2 separate regions of the Homo sapiens genome follow, and region 1 is linked to region 2. A link is an interaction called in ENCODE POLR2A ChIA-PET data of the cell type or tissue named here. Cell type or tissue: MCF 10A. All regions are shown on one strand. Each heading gives the region's core, and the rest is flanking DNA. Links, peaks and the distances in the headings are about the cores only. Region 1 has its middle 160 kb from the start of LINC01696. Region 2 overlaps LOC107985255 (a long non-coding RNA gene).

Evidence for each region. Peaks named below come from ENCODE experiments on the same cell type or tissue, not always from the same donor. Only the 100,000 strongest peaks of a DNase experiment are listed, where the experiment ranks them.
Region 1: POLR2A ChIA-PET joins it to region 2 with 6 read pairs; 1 of 35 experiments calls an interaction of 5 or more read pairs at or near these places.

Annotation. Positions count from the first base shown.
Region 1 is chr1:209,162,032-209,173,861 of GRCh38, forward strand. It overlaps the pseudogene LOC100652908. Among named protein-coding and RNA genes, the nearest start is that of LINC01696, 160 kb to the right of the region's middle. In MCF 10A, for the core only: no CTCF peak of the experiment used is centred there; a DNase peak (open chromatin) is centred at 6,370.
Region 2 is chr1:209,033,118-209,044,947 of GRCh38, forward strand. All of the region lies in intron 1 of LOC107985255 (a long non-coding RNA gene), which reads right to left. Among named protein-coding and RNA genes, the nearest start is that of LINC01774, 67 kb to the left of the region's middle. In MCF 10A, for the core only: no CTCF peak of the experiment used is centred there; DNase peaks (open chromatin) are centred at 6,404 and 9,004.

The sequences.
Region 1 (11,830 bases), core at 2,103-10,102, 130 kb after region 2:
CAAATAAACTCTATACTTAATCATATTTTCTGAATCTCATTATTGAAAGTTGACATAGTCTATGGTACTTTGTTATAATAGCCTGAACTAAAACAATCACAAATAAAGTTTGTGTTTTCTTTTTTAAAGACATTATCCCTTGTCAACTCAAATCCATTAAAAAATAAGAAAAACAATTAACGTAAAAGTATCATCGTGATAATAATTTCTTATCTAGGTAAAAGAGCCACTGAAGCCTCTTTAACCCACTGAACTGTTTCACGGACTTGAAAATCAAGCTGAAGACTCATATATTTTTTTTTAACTGTTCTTACCTTGGTAAGCAAAAGCAAAATGAGGAAAAAGGCATGTCTATTCCCTACAGACCCCAAAATTTTCTGAAAAAGACCTCCAAATGGGGTTTGTCTATCAAGTGCATAAAGTTGAAGGAGGCCAAGGTGTTGCTATTCACATCATCGGCTTAAGTTAGCACACACCATGTGGTCTTTCTTTAGGCAATTTTCGAGTTGTCTCCTTGGATGCCTTACGCTAGAAGTGCATACACAACAAAAATGAGGAATGTATAATATCTAGGGAAAGGGAAGAAGAAAGAGGGAGTCAGTCCCCTGCAAATCCATTGACGTGAGGCATTCTTCCTGGATGGTCCTTCACCTTACATTTGCTTCATGTTGTCCCTTACAGCCCAGGCAAATTCTCCACAGCATTTTGCCCATAAGATCATTACCACATTGCTTGGTTCCCCTTTCAGAGATGATTAGTCAGCCAGTCCATATTTAGCTCCTGTTGCTATTTCCCGGCCAAGTCTTTCATTCCCTAAACATTTCTGATGTGGTTCTTGGAACTGTATTCAATGTGCTAAGCCTCGGCTGCCCCAAGCAGAATGCCTTGTCCATCTGTGCCCAGAAGATGCTTGCATTGTTTTCCATCAATCTCTCTCTCTCCAAAGGAATTAGATGAGAAAGGATGTCTTACTGCATTGTTGCCAGTGTTCCATAACAAGAATCCTTGGGGTGGCTCTCAATAAGAAAAAATCAAGCCTGAGTTAGAAAGCCATAATTGCATTGCTTTCAGTAGGCAAGACTAGACAGATATAGCACTGTGATATATGCAGGGTATATCCTGGATTTTTTTCTCACCTCCTCCTGCAGAGCATTCCTTCTTGCTCTAGCAACCCCAGTGTGATGGTTAATTTTAGGTGTCAACTTGACTGGATTAAAAGATACCCAGATAGATGGTAAAGCATTCTTTCTGGGTATGTCTATGAGGGTGTTTACAGAAAAGAGGCACTAGGGTCAGTGGCCTGAGTAAGGAGGATCAACCCTCACCCAATGTGGGCAGGCACCAAACAATTGGTTCAGTGTCTGGATAGAACAATGAGGTCAGAGGAAAGATGAATTTTCCTGTCTTCTGGAGCTGGAACACTCATCTTCTGTTACTCTTGGACATCCAGGTTCTTTGGCCTTTGGACTCTAAGACTTGCACCACTGGCTTCCCAAGTTCTTGGGCCTTTAAACTTGGACTGAGCAATGCTATCAGCTTCCTTTGTTCTCCAGCTTGCAGATAGCATATGGTGGGACTTCTCAGCCTCCATATTTGTGTGAGCCAATTTCCATAATAAATCCTCTCTCAAACATTTCTGTTGATCCTATTGGTTCTGTTTCTCTGAAGATCTATAACTAATATACCCAGTTCCTTGCACTGTTCCCACAGGTTCCTATAACCAACCCCACCACTTTTGCTGTTTCTGCCCTCTAGGAATTTTTTACTGCTTCTTCCCCCATCAAAATTGGACTTTCTTCTATTTAATGTCAATTTTTCTTAATTATGGTAAAGTAATTCACATAACAGCAGTTTATCTCGTTGTCTCACCTGATGTGACAAATGAATGAGAATCCAAAAGAATGATTGTAATGGAATTTTGGGCCCTCATGGGCCACCGTTGAGGTGTTTTTTATATAAAGTTTGAATATATGTCCCTGCCAAATCTCATGTTGAATTATAATCCCCAGTGTTTGAGGTGGAGCCTGATAGAAAGTGTTTTGGTCATGGGGGGTGGATTCCTTATGGCTTGGTGCTGTCCTTGCAATAGTGAGTGAGTACACATGAGATTTGATTAAGTGTGTAACACCTCCCTCCACTACCCTCTCTTGCACCTGCTTCTGCCATGAAACACCTGCTCCTGTTTCCACCTTCCACTATGATTGTAAGTTTCCTGAGGCCTCCCCAGAAGCAGATTCTGGCACCATGCTTCCTGTACAGCCTACAGAACCATGTGCTAACTAAACCCCTTTTCTTATAAATTACCCAGTCACAGGTATTTCTTTATAGCAATGTAAAAACGGCCTAACACATTTTTAAAAGGAGCAACTATGTTGACACTTTCTTCACAGCACATAAAGAAAACACCTACCCCCCATCCAATAGGGTTTCCATAATTATTTGCTTATTTAATTTTTTTAAATAGGAGATGAAACTTTCTACTATGATTCCTGCTATCTCAAGTTGAACCGTACCTATAGATACCAAGATTTATTTGATAGTGAAACAAGCATGTAGAGCAAGCATATGGCAACATTTTAGATAATCTTTTCTCAAACATTACTATACATGAGAATCACCTGGGAATCTTGCTAAAATACAGATTTTGATTTACTAGGTCTGTGGAGGAGCCTGAGATTCTGCTCTGAGGTGATGCCTATGCCACTGATACCTGGTCTATACATCAAAGAGTAAGGATCTATAGGGTGAGGGCAGAACTTGGAATGAAAGAAAGGGAAGATGAGATCATTTCTAAATAATTTCCTGGAAGAAATGGAAATAGGAGATGTCATTGACTTAAACATAAAATATAGCAGACTATTAAGATCCTCTAAGGAAGAGCCTGCTGTACTGATTCCATTTTTTTTTTTTTTTTTACCATTTAGTCTTAATTCACCTGCATTTATAGTACATTTATTTATTTGACAAATACTCATTATACTTATGTGTTCCATGGGTAGTGCAAGTCATTGAGGAGAAAGGTAGTCAAGGTTGGCATCATTTTCACAAACACAGAGCTGAGAGAATATACTAAAAGCTATGTAAAGGAAGAATATACCAAAAGCTATGTAAAGGAAGAATAATAGTTAAATTTTATCCCATAATCAGATATATACAAAATGGCCATTTAACAAAAGGCTAATTTCTGAATTCAGTTGCTTTTTTTACCTCTCAAATCAATCTGAATGATCATAAGGTAGAATTTTATCATTAATGCTTAGTGAAGAAGTTGTACATGTAGTACATTTTCTTCTTCCGAACCACACCTCACAAATTCCCACAGCTCAGAACTATAGAAGATGCCCTCCAAAGAGGTGAAATTTATTTTGAAACTTATTCATGTATGTATAAATTAACTCATTGGAAATCATTTGTGGCATGTCAACTTTGTGTCATACTGCACTCAGTATTCGGGCCCAGAGATGAAAGTACATAGTAATTGTGTTCAAGGAGCTCAGCTGGAGGTATTTTAATTTGAACACAATCTGGCAGTAAAGTCAGACCATTGTCATACTTAACAGCACGGTAAAACTGACAGTTTCAGTGATCCTGAGGAGAGTTTCTGGTCCAACTGAGCTTGGAGCCTATGATTTCGGAAGACCTCACAAGTATCTCAGGAAGTATACACCATGACCAAATGGGAAAAATCCCAAAAATGCCAAGTTAGCTCAACATATAAAAATCAGTCCATGCAATATGCTATATTAATAAAAAATTTAAAACCACATGATTACTACAATCAATGCAGAGAAAATATTTGACAAAACCCAACAATCTTTTATGAAATAAAAACAAACAGCAAACTAAGAGTAGAGGGGAATTTCCTCAACCTGATTATGGTCATCTAAGGAAAACTCACAAGTAATATTATACTTAATAAAGACTGAATGCTTTCCTTCTAATATTGGAAAGATGACAAGGATGTCTACTCTTGCTACCTCTATTCAATACTGTACTGAAGAGTCTAGCCAGGGAAAGTAGGCAATAAAAGGGAATAAAAGTTATCCAGACTGAAAAAAAAATAAAACTATCTCTTATATGTGGGAAGTATTAAGAAATATATATGCATGCACACACACACATGAACACACACAAATTATTAGTACTTATAGACAACCACTGCAAGGTTACAGGACACAAGATAAACATGCAAAGTCAATTGTACAGTCTACACACTCACAGTGAACAATCTGCATATAAAATTAGGAAAACAATTTTATTGACAAAAACATCAAAAAGAAGAGAATACAAATAAATTAACAGAAGAAGTGCAAGATTTATAAACTAAAAACTACAAAACATAATCAAAAGAAATAAAAGAAGACCAAAATAAATGGAAAAATAGGCCATGTTCACAGACTAAAGACCTAATATTGTTAACATGGCAACATTCCCCTAACTGATCTACAGATTTAATGCAATCTCTACCATAATTCCAGCTGGCTTTTTTGCAGAAATTGACAAATGGATTCTATGATTTGCAAGAGATCTAGAATAAGCAAAGCAATTTTGAAAACAAAACAAAGTTTGAGGTCTCATACTCCCTATTTCCAAAACCATTTAAAAAAAGAATTATAGAACAAAATAGAGCTATAATCATTAGGACAATGTGATACTGACATAAGGAAAGACATGTAGATCAATGAAATAAAAGTGAGAGTTTTGAAATAAAACCTCAAATTTATGGTAAACTAATATTATTTTACAAGGGTGCCAAGGCAATTCAACGGAAAAAGAGCCATCTTTTCAACAAATGGTGCTGACACAAATGTTTATCTGTACGCAAAAGAATGAAGTAGGACCCCTACCTCACACCATATACTAAATTAAATTGGAGCAAACATCTAAATGTTAAAGTCAAAATTCTAAAACTCTTAGAGGAAAACATAAACATAAACCTTTATGACTTTGGATTAAGAAAGCATTTCTTCAATATGACACCAAAAAACAAGCAACAATGACAAAAACAGAAACAGACAAATTCAACTTTATCAAAATTTAAAATTTTTGCATTTTAAAGTACACTATTAAAATAGTGAAAAGACAACCCATAGAATGAGAGAAAATATTTACAAATCATATATCTGATAAAGGACTTCTTTGCAGACTGTATAACAAACTCTTACAACTCAACAATAAAAAATAAATGACCCAATTTTCAAATGGGGAAAGTATCTGAACAGACATTTCTCCAAAAATACACAGATGGACAATAAGCAATAAAACTTTGCTCAACATTACTATTCATTAGGGAAATAAAATCAAAACTACAATGAGATATGACATCACTCCCACTAGGATGGCTATAATAATAATAATAATACTTTTTTTTTTTTTTGAGACGGAGTCTCGCTCTGTCATCCAGGCTGGAGTGCAGTGGCATGATCTCAGCTCACTGCAAGATCCACCTCCCGGATTCATGCCATTCTCCTGCCTCAGCCTCCCAAGTAGCTGGGACTACAGGTGCCTGCCACCATGCCCGGCTAATTTTTTGTATTTTTAGTAAAGATGGGGTTTCACCATGTTAGCCAGGATGGTCTAGATCTCCTGACCTCATGATCTGCCCATCTTGGCCTCCTAAAGTCCTGGGATTACAGGTGTGAGCCACTGCACCCAGCCAATAATAATAATTTTTTAAAGCAACTAGCATTGGCAAGAATATGAAGAACTGAAACACTCATACATTACTAATGAAAATGTAGAATGGTACAACCACTTTGGAAACAGTTTGGTATTTCCTTAAACAAAGAGTTGCCATATGATCCAGCATTTACCCAAAAGAATTGAAAATATATGTCTACAGATAAACTTGTACACAAATGTTCACAGTAGCATTATTCGTCATAGCCAAAAAGTTGAAACAACCCAAATGTTCATCAACTGATAAATGGATAAACAAAATGTGGTAAATCCCTACAATGAAATATTAATCAGCCACAAAAGGGAAAGAAATACTGATACAGGATATAACATAAATGAACTTTTATGTAGTAAACAATTTAACTTCACTCAAAGCATGGTCTGACATTTGCCCTTGACTCCTGGGAGGTAATCTCCAGGCCCTTGGAATGTCCTGTCTGAAAAAATATCTTTGTTTGCCTGGGATCCTTGGGCCAGCCAGATACTAACAATCTAATTTAGGGTGAGGGCTTTGGGGCATGTGGTATCAGTTGACCTCCAGAAAGAAAGTCTGAAGACTGAAGTCAGCCATGTGAGCAGCCAGCCAGGTTTATGTGATCAAGCTCCAATAAAGACCTGGACACCAAGGCTCTGGTGTACTTCCCTAGCTGGCAATATTCCATGGGTACAGTCACATATTGATACCAGAAAACTAATGGCATTGGCAAGAATATGAAGCATTCTTGCCAAAGCTGTCCATGACTCATGAGTAAAGAACAACTGGCAGTTTTGCTTTTGGTACTTTTTTGAACTCTGTTCTATGCACCTCTTCCTCTGGCTGATTCTAATCTGTATCCTTTAGCTGTAATAAACCATAATCATGAGCATAATAGCTTTCAGTGAGTTTTGTGGGGTTTTATCTTGATGGTCTTGGGAATCACCAAACTTGCAATTAGTATCAGAAGAAAGAGTGGTCTTACAGACTGTTCCTCTAACTTCTGAACTTTGAAAACATTATGGTAAGTGAAAGAAGCTAGATACAAACGTTATGCATTTTAATACATTTTAAGGAAATGTTCAAAATAGGCAACTACGTAGAAAAAGAAAGTAGATTAGTGATTGCCAGGGGCTGAGAAAGAAGAAAACGAGGAGTGACTGTTAAAGGATATGGGTTTCTTTCAGGAGTGAGGAAAATGTTCTAGAATTAGATAGTGTTGATGGTTGCACAACTGTGTTAGTACACTAAAGCCTACTAAATTGTACACTTTAAAGGAGTGAATTTTGTGATACATGAATTACATCTTTTTTAAAAAGCTTAGTATTTGTGCCCCATAGATTTCCTTTGACCAGGCCCAGAGATAAAAAAGAAAAGGGGGATTGACTGGAGCTGGTAATTTAGTTACCCCAAATGCACTAATAAGCCAAGTCTTGCTAGGGGAATAATTCCTTAGCATGCCTCTATGTGACTTCTCAGGAGAGGCTTCAGTGGATGAGGGACTAGGGGAGCAGAAGTAACAAACAGAAGCTAACAGCCTTGGGCTCTGCTCTTCATCTCACACATACCCTCTGGATAGACAGTAAAATTCAGTGTCAGTTTCTCCATAAAAATTTCCTGTTTAGAAAAAAACCACCTCTTCTGCTTTCTTTTCTCATTAAAATGTCACTTCTAAGTCATTTAGAAAGGGTCAGGTTGCATGTTGGCTCAAAAACCTTTGACAGCTACTGTAATTGCCTAGAGGTTAATAACAGTGATGTCTCTCACAAGTTCAATTTTGAAGTTTCTGCCAAGCCATTACATGTAACCAGGGTAAAGAAATCAAAGGACATTAGAGAGAAGAGAAGAAAACCCAATCTCATCTACCTCTGGACCGTTACCTCTTCCTTGGGACAGGACAAGTTTCTAAGTTGCTGTTCCCTGGTGTAGTTGCATTAGCTCTGATATCTGATCCTGAGTTCTGCCACTAACTAATCACATCATCGTCTCAAGCAAATTATTAAGTATTTTTGCTACTTTTTTTTTTTTGAGACACAATCTCACTCTGTTGCCCAGGCTACAGTGCAGTGGCACAATCTTGGCTCACTGCAACCTCCACCTCCTGAGTTCAAATGATTCTCCTGTCTCAGCCTCCCAAGTAGCTGAGATTACAGGTGCACAACACCATGCCCAGCTAATTATTGTATTCTTACAAGAATAGAGATGGGATATTCTTATAAGAATAGAGATAGGGTTTCATGATGTTGGCCAGGCTGGTCCTGAACTCCTGGCCTCAGGTGATCTGCCTGCCTGGGCCTCCCAAAGTCCTGGGATTACAGGCATGAACTACCATGCCTGGCCTTATCTTTGCTATTTTTAAAAATGGAATACTGCCACCCCTCCTGCTCTGCCTCAGGGCCATCTTGACAAAACTCTTTTATATACTATTACTATAGGGTGAGGCAGAACAAAGACGAACGTGTGCATAGGGTGCTCCAGAAACACCATGAAAGGGCAGTCGCTGAGCTTAGGATTGGGTCAGGAAAGCTTCTTGCACAAAGATAGACATGAATTACTATATTATTATTATTATTATTATTTATTTGAGCCAGGGTCTCACTCTGTTGCCCAGGATGGAGTGCAATGGCATGATCATGGCTCATTGCAGCCTCAACCTCCTGGGCCCAAACAATCCTCCTGTCTCAGCCCCTCAAGAAGCTGGGACTATAGGTGTGTGCCACTGTGCCTGGCTAATTTTTTAAATTATTTATAGAGATGAGGTCTCAATATGTTGCCCAGGATGGTCTCAAACTCCTGGACTCAAGCAATTCTCCCACTTCAGCCTCCCAAAGGGCTAGGATTATAGGTATGAGCCACCATGCCCAGCCATAGACATGCATTAAAATAGCATCTTTTATCATCTGGAGTTGGTTACTTTTAGGAAATAAAACAGAAGATATCTTAAAAACATGTTCAAAGGGTGCTCTAATTGCTTGTGTCTCAAGCATCATGGTATCAATTTTTCCTCTTTTATGGTCATGTAATCACATTTAATTCCTTCTTTCTATTCTTAAAATAAACATCCTAGAGGGAATTATGTTCTCCATTCTACAGATGAGAATACTGAGTTGATAAAGTTTGCATAACTAACTTAAACTTCACTTAACTGGTCAGTGGCTGAGATGGGCTTTGAACCATAGTTTTCCAACTACCATATTCACACTCTGTCTACCAGAGCAGTGGCTTCCAGATCTGGTGATAATCAAAATTGCCTCAAATGCTGTGAGAATCAACAGACATAATACCCATTGCTACATCTTGCTGTCCATCTATTCTATTCTTAAGAGACTTTAAAAAATTCCATCTTTAACACAGTGCTGCATCTTGCATGTTTTCCTTGGGTATTCCTTTCTGAGAGAATTCTCTAGCTTGAGTCTGGGAGTCAGCATAGTAGAATGGGCAAGCACATGAGTTTGGAGCCAGTATCTGAGTCAAAATCTTTGTTCACTATATGATTTTAAACAAGTTATTTGACCTTGCTATGTCTTTGTTTACTATGCAATGGGAATAATGTATCCTTCAAAGATTAAATGAAGAGATTACAAAGATTAAACAAGCTAATGATGTAAAATAGCTAATGAGGTGCTAGGCACAGGGTAATGTTCAATAAGTCACATCTCACGGTACTCTAGCTCACCCCTCTTCAGAGGAAAGGAAAAGAAGTCAAAGGAGCCAGAATCCAAGCCCATTTAAACAGTCTATCCCTGGCCAGCATTCTGGTCAGGGGCTGCTCTTCCCATGTGACCTTCCATCTAGCACTTGAATGTTGCTGTTATGGATCCAGATGTTTCCCATGTATTTGTTTTTCAAATCAACTTAAAACTGGCAAAAGAAAGATCATGCTCCTTCAAAATTAGAAATCCAAATGCTAATGAAAATCCAATTCACCTACTATGTAATGATTACCTACTATGACAGTCACTGGAAGATTAAAAAAGACAAATAAGCAGGACATAGTCCGTGCCTTTGAGGAACATGTGTTTTATTAGAGAGAATTAGATAAGGTCATAAATGACAACAGGCATACCTTGTTTTATTGTGCTTCATATATTGTACTTCGTAGATATTGCTTTTTTTTTTTTTTTTTTTTTTTTTTTTTTTTTTTTTTTTTACAAATTGAAGGGTTTTGGCAACTCTGCATTGAGCAAGTCTATTGGTGCCATTTTTCCAATAGCATATGCTCACTTTGTGTCTCTGTGTCACATTTTGGTAATTTACAAAATATTTAAAATTTTTTCATCTTTATTATATCTGTTACAGTGATCTGTGATCAGTAATCTTTGATGTTACTATTGTCATTCTTCCTTTGGGGAACCATGAACTGTGCCCATGTAAGATGGTAAATGTAATCAATAACTGTTGAGTGTTCTGACTACTCTGCCACCTGATCATTCCCCCATCTCCCTCCTTCTCTCTTCTTGAGCCCCCCAATCCCTGACACAATAATATTAAAATTAGGCCAATTAATAAATCTACAATGGTCTCTAATTGTTGAAGTGAAAACAAGTCTCACATTTTTATGTTAAATCAAAAGCTAGAAATGATTAATTTAGTGAGGAAGCCATGTCAAAAGCTAAGATAGGCTGAAAGCTGGGGCTCTTTTGCCAGTTATCCCAATTGTGAATGCAAAGGAAAAGTTCTTAAGGGAAATTAAAAGTGCCACTGCAGAGCCAGATCTTGAGTCTGAGGTGTTAAGAGTTTACCCTGAGGCCAAGAGAGAAGCCACAGAAGGTTCACGGGAGGGGGAGGACATGAGACATCCAACAGGTCTGAGTTCCTCTCACAGCAGTAGGCTTTGGTCTGAGTCAGGATGAGTCTAGGACTTGCTCCCCAAGGGACTGTGGGGACTGGGAGGAGCGGGGGAGCAGGGAGAAGGTCCAAGCTGAGGGGAACGGCAAAGAGATGTGAAGGAGATGCTCTCTGATCAGGACACACTCAGAGGTACCCATTTCACGTTGCTAACATGCCAGTCGCTGTGCACTTCTCCATAATGGAGATGTTATCATTATGAGGAAACTGAGGTTCAGAGAAGTCGAGAGACTTGCATGAGATCACACAGTGAGAAAGTGGCCCGGTTCAGAGCCCACACCCTTAACCCCATATTCCACTGCCAGATAGGACTCCCCAGACCCCATGTGGAGCTGGGTCAGTGGGGCCTCTCCCACTTGCACCTTATCTGACTCCAGGTCCCACCCTGAGACAGGCTGGTTCCAGGTGGTAGTGAGACGGGACCCCCTGGGACCATGCCAGGCTGGGACGGCCACCATCTGAGGTCGCCCCGGGTCCTTTCCCCTAGCTATGGAGACCAGGTGCAGCACTTCAAGGTGCTGCGCAAGGCCTCGGGGAAGTACTTCCTGTGGGAGGAGAAGTTCAACTCCCTCAACGAGCTGGTCGACTTCTACCGCACCACCACCATCGCCAAGAAGCGGCAGATCTTCCTGCGCGACGAGGAGCCCTTGCTCAAGTCACCTGGGGCCTGCTTTGCCCAGGCCCAGTTTGACTTCTCAGCCCAGGACCCCTCGCAGCTCAGCTTCTGCCATGGCGACATCATTGGGGTCCTGGAGCATCCAGACCCCCCACTGGTGGCGGGGCCAGTCCTGCGGGCGCGTTGGCTTCTTCCCACGGGGTTATGTGCAGCCCGTGCACCTGTGAGCAGCCCGGCGGCCGATCTGGCCAATGGGCCATTTTACAGGAACTGAGGTCCAGAGAGGACATGGACACCCCCAGCCCGGTCAGAGTCACACGGGGCTCAGTGGACTGCCTTGGACTGAACCGTGGGCTTCTAACTGCCTCCGGCCACTTCGCACAAACTGGGATGGCCCAGGTTCCCCAGCAAGGTTACCCAGCAAGGGTAGCTCCAGGGCTTCCTGGCTGGTTGCCTCCCATTGGCTGCCAGCTGTGTGACACCACAGGGCGGAGTCTGTGGAGACCCCACCCACCTCCTCTTGTCAATGGCCCCATCTGCCAGGAAGGTTGAGGACTCCTAGGTTTCACCCACTGGAGGCTCAACCTGAGGAACCCTGGCCATGGTGGGTGGGTTCACCTTGGGTTGACCACCCACTGGGCCTGCCTACCCCTCCTTCAAAAGGCCCCTGGAGTTGTTCGGGCTGTTGGGAGGTGGCTCAGCCTCGAAGGACA
Region 2 (11,830 bases), core at 2,045-10,044:
ATGAAATATGCAAAGGGATAGTGATGAAACAGAATGGTGCTTCCAAGAGAACATATGCCATGGCTTGGGTGAAGAGGGAATGAGGCAGGTGAAGTCAGGAAGGGCTCAGGTACAAGAGGAGTAAGCAGATAAGTCAGGGAAAGGGGCTGAGTGCAGGTCTCTGCAAAGGAGAGTGGAGGCCAGAAAAGTATACCCATGCCTCAGGGAGAGAGATGAGCAGGGGCCCAGCCTGTTCAGAAGCCACTGTAGGCACTGACGGGTGGGACAGAGACCAAAGCCAAAGGTCATTGAAATAAGAACAAGTTAGATAGATAAAGGAGATGTTGCAATTGCTACTAGACTAGAAAACGAAATCCACCCCAAAACAATAGAAAAAATGGACCTAAACATACCAGTTGTTTCTGAAAGCTATTCCCGTGGGCATGGCTTCTCAATGTATGGCCCAGGACCAAGTGGGACTGAGGCTTCAAGGACAGATTTCTTGAGAAGCACCAGACTGAGGCTGGGACAGTTGAGGATTGATACAGCTTATATCCCAGCAGTTTGTGGGCACTGAGAAATGAGGTCATTGTTCACTCATGTATTAGTTCATTATCATGCTGCTATAAAGAAATACCTGAGACTGGGTAATTCATAATAAAAGAGGTTTAATTGGCTCATGCTTCTGCAAGCTGTACAGGAAGCATGGTACCAGCATCTGCTTGGCTACTGGGAAGGCTTCAGGAAACTTATAATCGTGGCGGAAGGCAAAGAAGGAGCGAGAACTTCACATGGACAGAGCAGGGAGAGAGAGCAGGAGAAAGAGAGAGACAGAAGGAGGAGGTGCCACACACCTTTAAAAGATAAGATCTTTTTTTTTTTGAGATGGAGTCTCGCTCTTTCGCCCAGGCTGGAGTGAGAGGCACATCTCGGCTCACTGCAAGCTCCGCCTCCCAGGTTCGTGCCATTCTCCTGACTCAACCTCCCGAGCAACTGGGACTACAGGCACCCGCCACCATGCCCGGCTAATTTTTGTATTTTTTTTTTAGTAGAGACGGGATTTCACCATGTTAGCCAGGATGGTCTCAATCTCCTGATCTCATGATCTGCCCGCCTCGGCCTCCCAAAGTGCTGGGATTACAGGCATGAGCCACCGCGCCCGGCCAAAAGATAAGATCTTGTGATAACTCACTCACTATCACAAAAATAGCATCAAGGGGATGGTATAAACCATTCAGGAAAATCCACCTCCATGATCCAATCACTTCCCACTAGGCCCCACCTCCAACACTGGTAATTACAATTACATAGATTTGCCGGAGACACAGATCCAAACCATATCATTTCACACTGGTCCCCTACAAATCTCATGTCCTTCTCCCACTGCACAATAAAATCATGCCTTCCCAACAGCCTTCCAAAGTCTTAAATCATTCTAGCATTAACTCAAATGTCCAAGTTCAAAGTTTCATCTGAGACAAGGTAAGTCCCATCCACCTATGAGCCTATAAATCAAAAACAAGTTAGTTACTTCCAAGATACAATGGAGGTACTGGCATTGGGTAAACACTCCCATTCCAAAAGGGAGAAATCAGCCAAAAGGAAGGGAATACAGTCCCCATGCAAATCCAAAACCCAGCACAGCTGTCATTAAATCTTAAAGCTACAAAACAATCCCCTTTGGCTCCATGTCTCACATCCAGGGCACACTGGTGCAAGAGGAGGGCTCTCAAGGCTGTGGACAACTTCACCCCTGTGGCTTTGCAGAGTTCAGCCCCTGTGGCTACTCTCATGGACTGCCATTGAGTGCCTACAGCTTTTCCAGGTGCAGATTCTGCATATCCTAAGAGCCTCCACCAAAAAGGAGGATATATATAGTTGGGAGACTGCTGGGGAGCTCTTGGTCTGGTGGCCCGCTTCTCACAGCTCTACTAGGCAGTGCCCCAGAGGGGACTCTATGTAAGGGCTCCAACCCCACATTTCCCATCTGCACTGCCCTAGCAGAGGTTCTCTATTAGGTCTTTGCCTCTGCAGCAGGCTTTTCCATACATCCTCTGAAATCCAGGTAGAGACTCCCAAGCCTCAACACTTGCACTGTGTGCAACTGCAGGCTTAACACCACGTGAAGCCACCAAGGCTTATGACTTGCACCCTCTAAAGCAGCAGCCTGAGCTGTACCTGGGTCCCTTTGGGCCACAGCTGGGGCTGGAGTGGCTGGGATGCAGGGAGCAGTGTCCTGAGCCTGTGCAGGGCAGTGGGAGCCCTGGGCATGGCCCATGAAATCCTGGCTCTGTCACTTAACAGCAATTGGATCTTGAACCAATTGTTTAACTTCCACAGCCTTAAGGTTTTAAACCATGTAATGGGGATAGTACTTCCCTTTCAGGGTTATTGTGTGGAATATATAAAATAGTAACAGCAAATAAAAGTAAGCAGTCATATTGCATGCCAGGAACATTCTGAACACTCTACATTTACTGATTCAATTAATACTTACAACAACTGTATGAGGTAGTGTACTATTATCTCCCCTTTAAAGATAAGAAAACTGAGGTATGTAGAGGTTAAGTAATTTGATCAAGTTTATTCAATCAGTAAACAACAGAGCTGAGCTCAGGCATTTTGAGTCCAGAATCTATGCCCCAAATTGCTTTGTATAGGACCAAGGAAGAGGTCAAGAAACAATAGTCATTATTTTGCTGCTGCTGCGGTTGTTATAAGGCCAAATCCATGTGATTTGAGGACACTAAAATAGTACCGTGCCTCCAAGTGATTAATTTTATGGTTAGGGGTAGATTAAAACACAGGGGCTAATATTTTAAAATATTTGTTCAGCATTTACATAGAGGAAAATCTGCATGCTGGACTGGACAGTATGGAGAAGTTAAACCAAAGACAGCACTCAATGTGTTTTCCTATTGTCCAGGACAATTCAGCCCTGGTTGCAAACTTGAGAAATCCGCCAAGCAAAAAAAAGTTCTGTCGTCATGTGCATCCCTTCTTAGAGGTTGTGTGTCAACTGTCTATTGTTCATGTCTACGCTCATTCCAGGCGTCTTGTCATCTTTCTTCCAAACACATTTGATACTATCCCAGACAAGTATTCTGTTAAATGCCACTTATGCATCTGGTAACATTTGTAGGAGTGTGACAGTGTGCCTGATACACTTGTTGCCTGGGTAGCTGCCTAGCTGGCCTGCTCCTTAGTACATGCTGAAGTTGATCCCCAACCTAGGCCTCCAGGTAAAGTCTGAATTCATCTAAACAGTGGAAGAGGAAGGACAGCACTCAAATCCTGCCGCACCCTATACACACAGCACATTAGGTGCCAGCAACTATCTCCAGTGAGGGCAGATAATTTGTCAGATTATATCGAACACAGAGTTAAAAGTTGGGGTATTGAGTGGGGAAGTGCAGAGGAAAAGATGGAAGATTGAGGCAACTAAGCTGGAAAGTCCTAAACATCAGCAATTTTTCTTTTTTTAACAATCTGAAAATTTTTGGCCGAGGAGCTAGAAGCCTTTATTTCATATCTCTTTCAGAGTTTAAAAATCTTCACATCTACCCATTCCATTTGCCCAAAGAAAAGGATGCTTTAAGTGACTAAATGACAAGAGACTGCTTATGTTCCTTCTTAGGGCCTGGAAGTAACAATGCCAGGGCTGTCAGCAAAGCCTAAATGAGTCCATCTTTCCTAACATGGACTTGCGGCAATTCTGTCATGGTAGTTTACATGTGTGTGATTGGATTGACTACAAGGTTTGAATCATGTCTCTCAGTGAATGAGGATTCAACCTAAAATATGAAACCATTGTAAACTAAACAGACCATAAATTAAAAATTTTACTTACAGGCATTTAGAAATTAATTCTCATGTGCTCAAGTATTTTCATGTTTATGCTACATTATGTGATAAAAACCTATTTTTACTAACCTATTTGGCTTATTAGCAGCAATTTTCTATTAATGAACACCAAGCTGGATATTCCTTGGAGGCAAAGAGTGCACTGGATTCTCTCTATCCCAAGGTACAGACACATAGTAGATACTCATAGTAGATACTTAAATGTTTATTGGATAATAGGAGGAATTATTGTCTTTTCTTTTGTATGCAATATATTTTCAAGCGGTTAAGTTGTAATCCTTATAAAATATTGCTATTCAGATTTTCCATGACATCATATTTTACTTTAAGCTGTACTCTACCCTGCCAATATTTTCAAACAGTAAACTTTCATAGAATTTACACAACTACTTCAAAACTTAGCAATTAAATTCACTTTTATTTCTGTAATAAGAGAATATAGACTTAAAGAATTTGATGAATAAAGTCATAAGGATCCCTCCTCCAATTGATTCCATTATTGGCATTTTATAGGTAAGCTGGGTATCTTCAGGTGTGTTTCTTCCCCATGGAATTGTTTGCCCTGTGGCACTGCAAGCCTGGCACTCATTGCTCTTTAGCAAAGGGTTAAAGCAGCCATTTGTTCTCAGAGCATTTTGTTTTCCCCAAGATTTCCATTACTGCTATAAATTTTTCAGCGTGGCTTTTATGTAAATGCAGCAAGAAAGGCAAGACAGAAAAATTTATTTGTAAGCTTTAGGGGGAAAAATGAGGAATCTGAAACTGTTTATTGAAAATAAATGAATATGGAATGTAGAATGGAGGCCAAAGAAGAAATGAATATTTTGTCTAAGTACCACTTGAACAAAACCCCAGAGTAGGAGGTGGAGGCTAACATGGACTGTTTCTGGGGCAACCAAGCATACTTTTGGCTGCAGACAGGCCAAGGTCAAAATCCAAAGTCTTACTCAAAGAAGCCGTAGATCCCACTGAAAGCCAAATCCTGGGCTGGTGGTCAGAAAACTCTGAATTGGTGTGTGTCCTGAAGCAGGTCATTTGATGTCCTCGATCTGTCATAGAAACATTTCCATACCCCACCCACACTTCTGATAGGATGCTATTTTCAGTACTCCCTTGAAAGCTGAAAGTGGGTATTATTCATATCTGTATACTCAAAAACTTCACACATAGGCAGTCATTAATTCATTATGTTACATGGAAGAATTTGAGAACCTTTAAGTATGAAGTGCTTTGTCAGTACTCCGCTTTTGAATATAGGTTATATTATCATTCAGGTATGGCGACATCAACAGATCGGGAGATGACTACCAGTGGAAAGAGTTTGCTACTCACAGATCCCAAAGAAGGCGCATGCCACATTAAGGGGTAGGGACAGGTGGGGAAGGAGACATACAGGAAGGCACCAAGGTAGCTCAGGAGGCAGAGGGAATGAAGGGAAAACGTGGGCAAAAGCCTTTATTGTGGTTTCCGTGGGAAGAAATATGTGAGGCAGGATAAGGATGCTTAGGATTGGCCCATCTGAATAATTTTAATAGGTTCTGGGGAAGAAGGACTGTTCCTGTTAGTCTGGTATCTGGCCCCAGGGTGATTAGAACAGAGATAGTAGCCAGGAATGTGAGAGCCTAATAGAATAGAGGTGACTGGATTAAAGTCATGGGTTACAGAACAGTCCCTCCAGGACCAGCAAGTCCCCAAGATGTCAAAGCATAAGAAAACAAAAAGGAAGATTAATATACTTTGCATATACTCTTTTTAGGTAAACATCAAACCTATTTTACTGTATATTTTTATAGGACAAAAGTAAGGCTCAACATGATTTGAAACTGAGCCGTGGTTACATGGTAGTTGGAAGGACCAAAATTGACAACTAGGTTTCTATAAATCCAAAGGGCATGTCTTCTAGTTCTGACATGCTGCCTTCTATGTCTACTGTTTCCAGTTTGGATTGCAATATACCTCTCCTAGCTACAGGCACATAGCTAACACACACACACACACACAGACACATTCACACACACATACTCATTCACATATCAGTCTAGAATTTCTAGACTGGCAAGATAGTTCTGACAATAACCCAAACTTTAGATTCATATGGTGGAAGGGAGATTTGTATGGGAATGAGGATATTTAGCAATTAATTCTGTTTGTCACCCATATGTTGTGGACCTTGAAAGGTCATTTGGCCCACGAAGGCTGAGCACAATCCTTTCTATATAGTAGATAGTCAAATACTCTCCAAATTGACTTAGGTCTTAGTTTCCTTCCCAGTAACAGGAAGAAATTAAAATAGATATGTTTCAAGGTGATTTATATTATTAAAAATAATAATCCTCTGATATGTTACAATGCCTGAAAAACCTAATATTTTACCTGAAAGAAGACTCAACCAAAAATTATATTATCCCTGCTAGCTTATCCCCCTTCCCTGCTTATAGATCAGCAAGATTGGGTAAGCTTGGTTTCATCAGGCCAGAGTTTATGACTAAATGTGTGAGACATCCTGGGCTGTTAGGAATGAGTCACTTGGGCAGGTGGGCAGCCCGGGTGCAATCTCACCAGGAGCCCCAAAGCCTGCTTCTGTAAGAAACACTGCTACACATGCGATTACAGGAAGTAATTTGGCACTGAGCAGCCCTATTGAGTCATCACTCTTGTTCTTATACGAGACTCGATATTTCCTCTTTTTAATTAAAAAAAGAAACATGCTGGCATTCCATAAATAACATCAGTGATGCAAAAAAAGGCAAGGCACAAAGGAAGGAGAAACTGGAAGAGCCTAACCTTAGCCAGGCTTCGTCTTCCTTAAACTGTCTCCTCTGTCCTCAGCTCAGCAACACCCACAGATCACTGCTGCTGGACAGCGTCTACCCCTGCCCTTGTGGGAGCTAAAGGGATGAAGGGAGGACAAAAAAGGGGGGGACTTCTTTCAAATCTTGTGCTAATGGAAATAGAAAGAAAAAACCATTGATCATTTGAATTGGAACTTGCACTGTCTCTGTGTTACATCTTTAGGATGAGTTTGGAGACAGAGCAAAGGTTAGGAAGTGAGAAGTTGACTTTGGACTTTTTTTTTTTTTTTTTTTTTTGAGACGGAGTCTCACTCTGTCACCCAGGCTGGAGTGCAGTGGCATGATCACGGCTCACTGCAAGCTCCACCTCCTGGGTTCATGCTATTCTCCTGCTTCAGTCTCCCAAGTAGCTGGGACTACAGGTGCCCACCACCATGCCTGGCTATTTTTTTTTTTTTTTTTTTTTTTGTATTTTTAGTAGAGATGGGGTTTCACCGTGTTAGCCAGGATGGTCTCCATCTCCTGACCTCGTGATCCACCCACCTCGGCCTCCCAAAGTGCTGGGATTACAGGCATGAGCCACCGCGCCCAGCTGACTTTGGACATTTTTATTGCTGTTGAAGAGTCAATGGGGCACAATCCAGTGTAAAAAATCCCAGAGTTTTATCCTAACTTTGCCATTGTTTTTCCTTTATGACCTTGGGCCAAAACCTTCACCACTCTGAGCTTTGATTTTTATATGCATTATACAAAAGGCTAATCCTGAGTCATTCCTTTGCTCATTCTACAGTCACTCTTATGTCTTTGACTGTGTGCAAAGCACGGGGCTAAAAGTTTCCTTTAGGGAACTCAGGGTCTTGAGGGGATGGGGTACAGTCTATGAGACTTTGTGCACTTTCCTAATGTCCTAGTGAATTACTCACTCGAAAGAGGCTGTATGATTCGGAATCCCTTCCAGATTTCTTGGTCTGGGATCTGTGAGGGAGGTGACTTTGTTAATTCTCTTGGGCTCCCAGCAATGTTTTGAAATAGCAATTCATTAGATCATCTAATCTTTTAAAGTAATGAAACCTTTCTAACAATAGACTCATATGTACAATTCCAATACATAAATCCGTCAGTAATAAAGCTGCTTTGGCTGAAACTGAGGCAGAAGGTGTGGAGCTTCTTGCTTGAGCTGTCTCTGGAACACCTTCCTCTTAATCCTTTGGCACTGTAGAATACAATTTTAAAACCATTGCTTTATTACCTTTCAAAGAAATTTTCAAGTGAACAAAGTTCTCCAAAATAAATAGAGCCTTGGCACCTGAAGAAGGATGAGTTTGAGCAACATACATGGTTCTCAGCCCTTGCCCTACCTTTTGTTTCTCTGGTGTATTGGTGGAGGCCCATGTCATGTGTGAACTGATTCACAGGACCTCAAGACAAGCCAAGGGCCTAAGAACCAAATGGTAGAGGTTCAGCAGGAAAGTTGTCTCTGTGCCATGGGCAGGAGAGGCCCCATTCTGCCAGCTTAATCCTCAACTCCCACATGGTAAGAGCAAAGCAACAAAATGAAGTCTGCCTTGGTTTTATTGAGAAAATGGCCCAGGAGACATATAATAGAGATAGGTCGGAGGTATGAGAACAAACCATTTCCTACACTCTGATTTCTTTGAGGGAAAGATCCATGCCAACTGTATAATTGTTCCTAGAGAGGTATATGTAGTAAATGGAGACAATATGTATTATTGATGGGATAAATGAGTTAATTAATAATACATGTACTCTGTTTCAAAAATATTATAGAAAAATCAACGAATTTGGATGGTATCCATCCACAAGGTTAGAAAAAAAAAAAACGTTCTCAGCAAACTATCGCAAGGACAAAAAAACCAAACACCGCATGTTCTCACTCATAGATGGCAATTAAACAACGAGAACACTTGGACACAGGAAGGGGAACATCACACACTGGGGCCTGTCGTGGGGTGGGGGGAGGGGGGAGGGAAAGCATTAGGAGATATACCTAATGTAAATGACGAGTTTATGGGTGCAGCACACCAACATGGCACATGTATACATACGTAACAAACCTGCACATTGTGCACATGTACCCTAGAACTTAAAGTATAACTAAAAAAAAAAAAAAAGAAAAAAGAAAAAAAAACAATGTATTGTAAAATTATAAATTTGGGGCCATGACATATTGATCTTTAAATGCCAACATCTAGCATAGAGTCTAGCACATAATAGGCTATTTTAGACCAGTTAGGCTGGTGTGGTGGTCTTTAATGATACTCTAAATGCACAGTAAGATTGTACTTTCTGTCCTTGATTGGGGTCATATGACCAAATCTGTCCAATGAGTTGTGGGTGAGGAATGACGTGTGTGACTCTCAGGCTGATTGTGCAATGGCTGATGTAAGACTCTCCAGGACTCTTTTCTCTGTATCAGACTGACCAGTAATAATGCAGACGGTGGCTGCTCCATTAGTCTGGGTCCCAGAGAGAGGGTAACAAAGTGGGTACATAGTGGAGAAGATTCCTCAGACAACCTTCAATGATCAAGTAATATGAGTAAGAAACATTTGTGGTTTAAACCGCTGGGTTTTTAAGAAACCACATTATAACCTAGCTTATCCTAATTGATATAGCTAGGCTACAATAATAAATCGATCCAAGCACTTAATTGCTTAGTAAAATAGAAGTTTAATTTCTGCTCACTAACTGTTCCATGTTGGTAGGTGGGAGTTGAGGGCACACTGGTCTATAGTTACTCATGATCCAGGAGGATGGCCACTTTGCCATATTAAACGGTTTTCAAGGTCACTCAGTGGGCTTCCCCATTTCAGTTATATCATTTTACAGTCTAGTCACGTGACTACACCTAATCGCAGAGAAGGTGGAAAAACATATAGCTGTGCCCAGGAGGAGGAAGTTGATTTTGGTAAACAGCAGTATTTCCCACATAGGGATTCAATAAGTACTTGTTGAACAGAATAAATGAACATACATAAATGCAAACGAAAGGCTAGGTTGCTAAGGGCTTTTTGAGTTTACAGACCACTGAATCATTTTATCTAAGCAGACATGTACAAAACCATTCATGGCACTACAAAACCCTTCACAGCCTCTATTCTCTAACCTAGTGTATAAGTTTCTACTTTTTTGAACCCAATCTATACTTCATGACTGTCATATGCCTAGAGTGATATTCAAAATAGTTAACTTATATGACATGGGCTCTGTCCTGTCAGAACAGATTTTGCCCAGTGAATAAGAATGGATCCCAATTGTAAATACTGGTAGAGTAGTCATATTAGGTGAACGTGAGATCTGCCTCTCGCCACAATGACCACGTTGTCCAAACCAAAGATCAGGTCAGAACATGTAGTCTATCAAGTGTCAAGGTTGAAATATTAAATCATATAAATATTCAATTCATTATATTAAAATATATATTTACATAAAATTCAAACTGTCCAAAAATATCCAGGATGAATGGCCGTCATGTTCATACAGGAAATTGGAATCCTTGTACTTCCCCAGCACATAGCATATAAACAAAAGGTATAAACAAGAGGCTATGGAGGGAGGTAATCAGAAAAGATTTCAGAGGATGGGTGGCATTTGAGCTAATTTGGAAAGGTAAGCCATATTTTGACAGTCAGAGATGGTAATGGTAGAAAGGACTTTCTAAACAGAAATGCCAGCATATGAGACGTTTTGATTTTGCCTTTCTTGTGGCATTTATTCTGGTGTATTTTATATTCAACTTTTGTGACGATTTGTCTTATCCTCCCTGCTAGATTGTGAGATCCTTAAGGGCAGAGGAGAACTTCATTCTCTGCATCTCTTCTGCTTTCTGCAATGATCTATGAATCATAGGTATCTACTAAGCATCTATTGGCTATATAATAAAAGGTAGAATCATTCAACAGGGAATGAAGTAAAGTTAAAATACGGTAGCACAGTTTTAGCAAAAGAAAAGCCTTATTTAAGAATTCTGTACCTTCAGAAGTCAACCTTAGAGATCCATGCAGTTGAGGCAGAAAATAGCCACTGTCCCAGGTCCTTCCTTCCCACTGCTTGTATCTACCCCCTATCTTTGAGCTGTTTGTCAGTTTCTATCAGGCTTGCTCCCATGGGCACCGTCTTCCTCAGACGCTGGTTTACCTTATTTGTCTCCTGGTCAACCTCACTCACTTTCTCTATTCTCTACAAACTCTAGGCCTCCCTGCTTTACCTTTTCCTCTCCTTGGCCTCCTTTTTCCTGTCCTTTCTACTGATCAATGCATTTCTGGTCATACTGGCAGCTGGATCCACTCTTCATCCAGCTGGGTCCAGCTATCTCATTCTTGTGGTGTTTCTGAACAAATAAATTAGAACTTGGGAAAAGAGAATTAAAGGATGCAATTATTTCTACTTTCAAAAAGCCTTTGACTAAATTATATACTAAGTGATATTTTTTTCCTAACAACGTCACAGAATTAAAGAGATATTTTTTCTTCGTAGCTAGGGAACTGGCATCGATCCAGGAATGAAAGGATTAAAATAAATGGGCATGCTATGACAGAATGCTAAGAGTAGGATCACCAAGATATTAGATTCTTGATCACTGATATTTAAAGTTTTGGCCAATGAAGAACAAGAGGGAATATCCAGTTAAATTTTCAAGTTTGCAGATAACAGAGAATTTATCCACATGGGAAGAGAAAACTCCTGCGATGTACTTCCAAAAAACATCAGGAGAAACCAAGTGGAGGTAAAGAGGTGCAGGTCTATTTTGACATGAACAAGAATAAAGCGATGACTTAAGAGAAAAAAAAAATCTACCTATACTCAAAGGACACAAAGCTCTTAGTGATCATGAGAACTTGATAAGAGGATTTAGAAGACATTGTAATCATTCCCTGAAGAAAGCCTATGACCTTTAGGGGCAAGAAGATATTGAAATAAGACAGAAAACATTGCTGCACCCTTGTACAAGCCATAAATATTCCACTCTTGGAATCCTGGATTCAGCTGGGGCTGCCTAACCTGTCCTCATTTTATAAACAATGAAGTAACACTGCAAAGCTCCAGAGAAAACAACAAAAATTATCAACAGGATGCAATATATGAAAATGAATCAGGAAGATTAGAACCACGTGGAAAGAAAAAAATGTCGAGAGGGGATGTGTTTTGAATCCTTTAAAAGACTAGAGTTTAAA